2 separate regions of the Homo sapiens genome follow, and region 2 is linked to region 1. A link is an interaction called in ENCODE POLR2A ChIA-PET data of the cell type or tissue named here. Cell type or tissue: Panc1. All regions are shown on one strand. Links, peaks and the distances in the headings refer to the core of each region. The heading gives the core; the rest is flanking DNA. Region 1 overlaps CNTNAP2 (contactin associated protein 2). Region 2 overlaps CNTNAP2 (contactin associated protein 2).

The links. Peaks named below come from ENCODE experiments on the same cell type or tissue, not always from the same donor. Only the 100,000 strongest peaks of a DNase experiment are listed, where the experiment ranks them.
Region 2: POLR2A ChIA-PET joins it to region 1 with 5 read pairs; 2 of 35 experiments call an interaction of 5 or more read pairs at or near these places.

Annotation. Positions count from the first base shown.
Region 1 is chr7:147,509,335-147,513,746 of GRCh38, forward strand. The region is part of intron 11 of CNTNAP2 (contactin associated protein 2); the gene reads left to right. Among named protein-coding and RNA genes, the nearest start is that of MIR548F4, 130 kb to the left of the region's middle. In Panc1, for the core only: no CTCF peak of the experiment used is centred there; a DNase peak (open chromatin) is centred at 1,777.
Region 2 is chr7:147,370,555-147,374,966 of GRCh38, forward strand. The region is part of intron 9 of CNTNAP2 (contactin associated protein 2); the gene reads left to right. Among named protein-coding and RNA genes, the nearest start is that of MIR548F4, 5.4 kb to the right of the region's middle. In Panc1, for the core only: no CTCF peak of the experiment used is centred there; no DNase peak of the experiment used is centred there.

The sequences.
Region 1 (4,412 bases), core at 183-4,182:
TCATACCAAAAAACAGGACAGGACTGATGCAATAGTTATTCAACAAATGCTTGTCATATAATGAATGGAAATTCCATATATCCAGCCTGACACTCCCGAAATTACTTACTGGTCTGACTTTTTTGCTTGAAGGAAAGCAGCTGGACTTGGGTTAAACTTTCACTCTTCTCTTTCTCTGTCTCTTCCCTTCATTGTGCTTTTTCTTTCTAACCTGTATCAAATGAGAGAGAACCTGATATTAGTCACATATTTGGAAATTTTTTGGTATCACTGAGATTTGGTCCCTCTCACTGTCTTAGCAGTTACACTTTAAGCTGGCTTACATATAGTTGTAAAAAGAAAGACTAGGTTCCCCAGTTAAAGAAACTTCAGGGACAGAAAAGCTCTCTTCTGCTTGTTTCCTTGCTTGTAAAGTTAGTCTTTGATATAAAGTTTAATCCTTTTATGCTGCCTGGAATGTGCTCAGAGGTTTTCTCTGCAGATTGTTTCATCTGGCAGTTAATTCCTGGGTACTTCTGGGAATTGAAGGAAAGAGGTTTTTGAGTTTTAGTTACTGAACTTCGATACCACCAGTCAATCCAACAGTTCTATGTCTGTATGGTTTTTTGCTTTGTTTCCTCTAAATCGGTGATTCTTAAATTGTATTTTATTTGATGGGCACATGAGTAAGTCAATACAAGTACAGACTCCTGGGCACCATCCCTTCTGATTCATAAGGTCTATAATAGAGTCATGGAATCTGAATTTCACTGGGCTTATGAGAAGATTCCAGAGCAGAGGATTCGTGCCAGTGTGACTAGGGAATCTGTTTTCTCTCTTAGCCTTTCTATCTGATCAGAAGATGAAACCTGTCTGGGGTTCTGCGTATTCTAATTCTTTCTCTTCTTTGACTTCAAGTTCCCCAGACTCTGAGGGCTAAAACCCAGTATTTAGTGGCCTTTTACAGAGCAAATTGGCTGGCCATTCCACCTTATCCTTGCCATGTAAGCCACCAGCCATGCAGACTTTCCATTACCTCATGATCAAGAGTTTCAGTCTCTTCACCCTCACCAGGACAGAGGACATAGTCAAGGAGATCCCTGCAGAATACACTGACAAAGGACTTCAGAAATAAAGGGAGTCCCAGTTATGAGGATAGCAGACAAGGAAATATGGTAGAGCTTATGTTCTGAATCAATCATTTCAGATTCTTTGGTTTTTACATTGAACATGTATTTGTGATTACTACAAATGGTTCCAAAAAAAAAAAATTCCCAAAAAGTAAAAGTACAACCAATGCCATACAAAATAGATTAAAAAAATCTCCAAAAGTTTAATGGTTCATAAGTACACTCATAAATTTTGAATTATTATTAATTCATAATTCCCAAGTAGTATGATAACTAGTATGCACTTTACAAAAGGCTTGGTAGGTTAATATATGACAAATATTGCTTGGAAATTTTATTTTATTACAACACTCAATTTCTAAATTTTAGATTTCATAAGTAAGTGCTCCTGTGATGGGCCTACAACCATATATATATATATATATATAATGCTTCCTCATATATATATACATGAGGAAGCTTTAGTTACTGAACTTGGATACCACCAGTCAATCCAACAGTTCTATGTCTATATGGTTTTTTGCTTTGTTTCCTCTAAATCAGTGATTCTTAAATTATATTTTATTTGATGATCTCATGAGTAAGTCAATACAAGTACAGACTCCTGGGCACCATCCCTTCTGATTCATAAGGTCTGATTCATATATATATGTGAGGAAGCATTATTTCCCACTGTTCTGAAGCAGCCAAGTAAGAATTAAGCTATTGTGTCGGTGCATACAGACAACTGCAGTCCTTTGCAGTTTTTCGCCCCTCTGGCTACCTTTATTATGTCAGTGACAAAAGGTGATACATTTAGTACATCGTGAATACCGACCTTTCACACTCTTTGAGCCCCTCTAGCACTTTTTCTTTTTGTTCTGATCTTCATACACTATTTAAGAGTGTTATCAGCACCAAGAATTCATAGAGTAATGATTCCACTATTTAATTCTTCATTTCTTTAAACAAGTTTTTTTCTTCCTCAAGCCGATTTTCTTTTTTAATGAAAAAGCTAATTATCCTTTAAAACAACATTTTTTTTTTTTGCATTTTGCAATAAAGCTAGGAAGTAATTTAGTAACTTTCTAATAGTAAGTTAATGAGTTTTATCCCAGATCTAGTATCGTGGGGCATATTTTTTATGTGTACATAATGTTTCTAAACTAAGCCCAGTTAATATTTTCTTTTACATTTATCAGCAAGAAAGAGAGAAAGGAGACTAAAAACAGACCCATAGCTCCCCAAAGTGCTTAACAGGAGTATTTAATGGCATCCAATCATACTTAGTCGCTGTGTAGATAGAAAGCTCTTTGCAACAAAACGACAAAGATCAGACAAACCACTATAGTAGCCACCAGAGAACTTTGTATTTCTTATGTCCATTCTGGGCTGATTGTCCCTAAATAAGAGCTAACCTATTTTCTCTGACTTTACATGAGCAAAGAAAATGCCTTCAAAGTGCTTTCTATAGCAGGAGGTACAGGTGCCAACGTAAACCTAGATAAAAGCTGTTTGTATATTTATTTGTTTGCTTGTTTTTATCACACTCAGTGGCCTCGTGATGCATGTAATTACCTTGACCAAAGCATAATAGTAGACAGCATTACCTTGGAAGAGTCTTAGTAAGATACAAACTGGACACATTTTTGAGAGAAGAAATAATAGGAGTTGGGTGAAAACATATACAGCATGGGATCCCACCTAATGCACTTTATATCCTAAAATAGGGAGCTCTCCACACTCTCACCATCGCCGTGCCCACACATCTCATACGTGCATGCACTCATGTATTACTAATTCTGTGGTGTCACAGTGTCCACACTCCCATTTGCAGACTTGTCCTTTTGAGACAGTTTTTTGGAACCAGGGAGCACTTTTCTTGATAGAGAGAATTCTAAATTTTTTTGCACAATCAAAATCTTCAGTACTAAATATTCACATTAGCAACATAAGAAAAGTGTCCATATAAAGACTAATTGTCCATACAACAGTTCCTAATGTTACATTTTAGTTAGATGATCTACAGTTTAGGTCACAGATACTCAGACCTATTCCAGAATCTAGCCATATTCAACTTTCATACATCATTTTTTCTCATAACTAAAGATCAAAGTAGTAGGAAAATTTTCATGATATTGCAAAGAGATTTTTAAAAATACATTAGCTTAAAGTTATTTATCATTAGGAACCTAAGTTTTATTCTTATTTAAAGAACCATAAATAGAATTTAAATCAACATCTATCAAGATCTGTCTATCATATCACCTTCCAGAAGTCAACACTGTAAAACTCAAATATGCGTGGCTTTTGGACAACAATTCCATTTTTAGAATTGTATAGCAAGCAAATAATAAGACAGAGTTACAAAGATTTATGTATGCTTTTCATCTCAGCATAGTTTTGAATGATGAAAAATGTGAAAATATTTTAACATCAATAGTTGTATGGTAAAATAAATGATCTGATGACATGCTAAGAAACAATTAGAGTTAGCAAGCAGAGCTATGTTGTTTGACAGAGAAAACATAAGAAACCTACTCTATACTAAACAGAAAATAAAACTAAAATGAAAATACCTGGTTGAAAATATAAAGAAAGAAAAAAACATAAAGTGATATATCAATTTTAACAGTGATATTTTCCAAGTAATAAGAGTAGGTCATTTGAATATTTTTTCATATTTTTAATAAATTGTTTCAGTTGAAATCAAATGAAAATCTATTATTTGTATAATAAATGATACATGTATTTTCATTTAAAAATATTTGGTAAAGAGAAACTAAAGAGGAATAAAAGACCAGATGTTTAGTTTTACTGTATTTTAAATCTGTACTCATATTTGAAATACCTATTTGTTTGTCTAAATGCCCGAATGGATTATAATCTTCTTAAGGCAAGAGGCCGTGGATTGCCCTTTTTTTTTTCCATTGTACCCCTACAAAATAGTAGTTGCATGATAATGTATTATGAATAAATGTGTAGGTGGCCTTGGTAAAGCCACTTTCTCTCTTTGAGGCTCATTTTTCTCATCTAGAAAATAAATACAGGGTTCTCTACTCACCTCGCTGGGGATTGCTGTAATGCTAAAAGGAGGCAACACATGTTGATTATAAAGCCTTCCATGTATGTGAAGGAACATTATTTTTAACCACAGTAATTACACTCATAGAAATCAGTGAAGCAAGTGTTGGATTCCCATCCCCAGGCTTGGCTCAAGGCCAAATACAAAATCATGAAGCAAGCCAAAAATACAGGCTGCACAAGCTGCTCATCTGTGCCTGCCTTCCTCACTTTAGAGACATAGCCTGCCCTCAGGTTCCC
Region 2 (4,412 bases), core at 78-4,077, 140 kb before region 1:
GATGTGTTTTTAGGGTTTATTTTGTTGGAGAACTGGTTGACCAGCACACCACTGAATCTTTCCTTTTCTGATCGACAACTATGTAAGACAATATGCCTAATAGATACCCAATATATAGATACATAATAACCCTTAATCCTTAGTATGTTTTAGATGACTCAGTAGACTTCCTGACTACTGTCTTTACCAATGTTCTATTAGATGAGATCAAAAGATGCATCTTTACATTGAATTTGATTTTAGTAGAGAGAATCACTTATTTTTTTAATTAGAAATTAAGCTGCATTTAGAAAGTTAAAAAATAATGATTACTGATTTTACATTTAAGTCAACTTTCAATATGCTTAGTATTACCAATTGTTACTTTAATAAGGTGTTTTTCTGGGAACATTGCTTATAAAATACTATTTATATGTTTTTGTTTGTTTAGCTCCAATATCAAAGAGAAATAGCTATATTGCATGTGCTATAACTGACTGTCAATGAATGGGTAATTTAAAATAGCCTCAGATGCCTCAAACCTTAACGCTAAATTCACCTCACAAAGGGAATTTATTCAATCCAAACGCCCTCCTATTGCTTAAATGAAGACATTGATATGAAGATTCATATCTGAAGTTAAGATATTAGTAAATCAAACAATGTAAAATTCACGACCATATATATCATACGGATTTGGAATTAGCTGAGTGATCTACTTTTGTATATTTTTGTGGTTAAATTTAAGCACTATACATTTATGAGAATGATTTTCTAAGAAGAAACCCCATTTATTTTCTAAGAAATTGCAGCCTACCTTTCTATGCTGGTTTGTTTTATGTACTACTATTGACTTTTCTTCAGTTTTATATAAGATACACAGCCTAGTGAATAATAAAAAAGTATTATTACATTTACTTTAACTCTTAGCCTTTGCTTTGACTGCACAGAAGGAGACCTTTAATTTTTATATGCTTTGAAATTCATGAAAATTGACATTTTTGCCTGACAACTTATTTCTCCACTTTCATATGCCTTTCCTCTTGACTGAATTTAGTCTTTTGTAGTGTTGCAGAGGCTGTAGATTACCAAGTTCTCCTAGATTCACAGGGCAGTAACTATAGGCTTGAAGAACATTCACCACTAAACCTGAGTGAGGCTCATTCGATGTTGTAAGAAATAGAGGGCTCATTTGTTCCCTCTGACAGCCTCTCCAGGGGTGCTCACTTATGTGTACATGCACTATGTATACATGTCCTATGTGTATGTATGAGAGTGTGTGCATTTTGTTATGCATTTTAATAAAATATAGTCATATATATTATTATAGATGTGTATATACATAAATACATATGGAGGAAATGGACAATGGTATGTTGTAATGTTCAGAAATGAACAAGGTGATGTAAACACTGTCCCTAAATCTTGTTTCACAGTAGAGTTTCCAGTAGATGACAAGTACGGTAGCCACCACAAAGGGCTGTGAGAGAGAGGGTGCATCTCTCCAAAACAAGTATTCCCCACAACACAGTGACAGTAGGCTAAAACATTTCGAATATTTTCCCTGCCTGCTTAGAGAAAGCATAGGGCTCAGGCTGTCATTCCATGTTACAGTAACAGTTCTCGTTTAAATTCATTAATAAACAAGCACTCTTCTAAACTTAGCTAATGTGCTCTTACTCCTGAAAGATAAAGAAATCCAGTTTTGGGATGCTGACAAAGTGAGTCTTCTGAGCCTATTAGAGTAAAAACAGCTTACCCTAGTGTAAGGCAACTATAACTGTAAGATCATGAATGTTCTCGAGAGACCACTTAAGGACAGACACAGGCTATTCTGGGCATATTTTAATGTCCTTTTTGGCCTTTCTATTTTAAAACATTTCATCTTTCTTGTGTGTGGCTCCTATCATTGCTTTCCTAAGTTTAAGTTGGTATATTCAACTGTTCATTCCTGAACTCTATCCCAGGAACTTTTTTCTCCCACTCTTAACAGAAGTCAAGAGACATAGGTCAATTTTCTGTAATTTAGTAAGTAATTCAGTAGCACTCAATACTCAGTATCATCATTTATACATTATAACCATTATAACATTTATTCTGCACATCTAAGTTTGCTTTGAATGACAGAATTAATACTAAGAGACCTTGTCTCCCTTGAAAATTGATGGGAAGGAAGCTTTAGCCAGATAAATACTTTTTTAAAAAAAAATGTCATCAAGTGAGAGAGCCTGAACCACAATCCCAATGGGATCAGAACACTTGAGTCAATTAGCCAAGACTCCACCTACCTGTGCACTAGTGATGGCCCAGCCAATGGAAACCCACTACTTAACATCCTGGCAAAGCTCCCTGTCTATGGGCACTGCTTAACTGGGCCATATCCTCACTTCCTCTCTGTCTCCCCTTTCTTTTTATGCTTTCTTTGCTGACCAAGCCCCTGTTCACATTCTTTCCTATATTTGTTAATATATTCCATCACATTATTAAAATCTAACTGATCGTACCGTCCAGGGACACATCGTGTCCCTCGAAGACTTGACTCTATTCTAACCCGTTATTGTTAAAATTAACTTTCAAAGGGCAATTAGCATTTGTAATTTCATGAGGAATAGTCAAATAGCCTGAAAGTAATATCAACAGGCTCTCTCTATTTAGAGGGGCCTCACTGAGAAAAGGTAAAGAATTTCCCGTTTTAACCCATGATGGTGTTTGTAACCTAGAATGCCATTTTTACAGCATTCAAAATGGCCAGTTTCAAGGTGGCTGACGTGGTTTCGGTGATTCATATTATCAAAAAATGTCTGTCTTACTAGATTTTTTTAACCAGAAGTTGATGTAGTTTTAAATTTTTTAAACTGCCATTTACTATGAATTTTAGGTAGGTGCACAAATAACCTACAGCTTTGAACTTTCTGAAGTAATATTTTCATACTTTTTACTTCAAATGTAGAATAATTTTTTACTGGTTAAATTATTTTGACAGCTTAAACCCAATGAAAGAGTATATGTGTATATATTTATGAGAACATTGAAATACTGTTTGAGAGTAATTATTTATAACAGAGACTTCTGGATTTGACAAATGTTATCATTGTCTTGAGAACTGTTTCTAGTTGTAAACAGTAAATAGATAATACTGTGGTCAGAAACTTTCCTGGAATTTAGTAGTGTTTGTATGAACTGTATACCACTGAGAACCAGAGCAGGGAGAACTTTAGTTTATTATACTTGAGTTCTGTTTTTTCTGTTTGTTTTTTGCTTGTTGGTTTGGTTTGGCTTTCATCTTGTAAATAGTAAATAATTATATTTCATCTAGCACATTTTTATGTATAGAAGATATACATTGGAGATGGAATAAAAATATAAACTGCCAATATTTTACTTATACTTTTGAAAAGATGACTTGTTACAGATAAATTTATCAGGAAAAAAAAAGCAAACATAGACTGCAAATCCCTTTGTTTTATGTGTCTTCCTAACAGATGATGGGAGTTTAGTCTAAAGAATAGAAAGCCATACGGACAATAAAACTCATTCACAGAGATGAATCTCGAATATTTCAATAATATTGCATTTGGATTGGAAACTGTAAACAAACCTTCAGACTGCAATTCAAATTTTACTTTTATTTTTTTTCTTACTTAAACATATGTACATTATATTCCTATTTCTCAAAAATATGACTAGGAAGGTAAAAAGCAACTAACGTTATAGCCTTCTTATAAAGAAATTTGGCCCTTTATGAGTTCAACTAAATAGCTAAATGTCTACTTTTCTATTTGTAACATGTTTTTTTCACTGTTACCAGTAAAAAGTCATTTATTTATAGGCCTCTTTAGATATTTGTATTTTTCTTCAACCACAATTTAAACATTCATCTTCAAATCTTGCCTACCATTGCATTTATTTGAAATCGACACTTGTGTTTTAGTTCATTTTTAATAATCTGAACCAAGGCTTCTGAATCATTTATCCATATGGTTACATAGTCTAGGTTATCAATGCCTGTGCATATCATACTGTAAAGTGCTTTGAAGATGTGTTCATCTCTAGGTGAAGCTTGTTGGCTGATGGATTTATTAAATGATTTGTGACATAGCATATCCCTTGTTCTACCCCCAAAGTCTTCCATTGAGACAGTATGCTTCCTCCAGAGGAGGAGCCGGTAGTCTCTGGCTATATTCTGGAAACATAGGAAAAGAGGAATTTCCCTTTTTTCTTTTGAGGGGCCCTTTTCCTGGTGTTGCCTTAAAATATTTTTGTCACGTCATTTTCCTCAGTAGCAGTGAGCGTTACTGGGTCAGAGTGTTACTATACACTCAGTAATTTCACACATATTTACTCAGTTCATCCTTGATATGATTTGGCTCTGTGTCCCCACCCAAATCTCATCTCAAATTATAATCCCCACAGGTTGAGGGAAGGACCTGGTG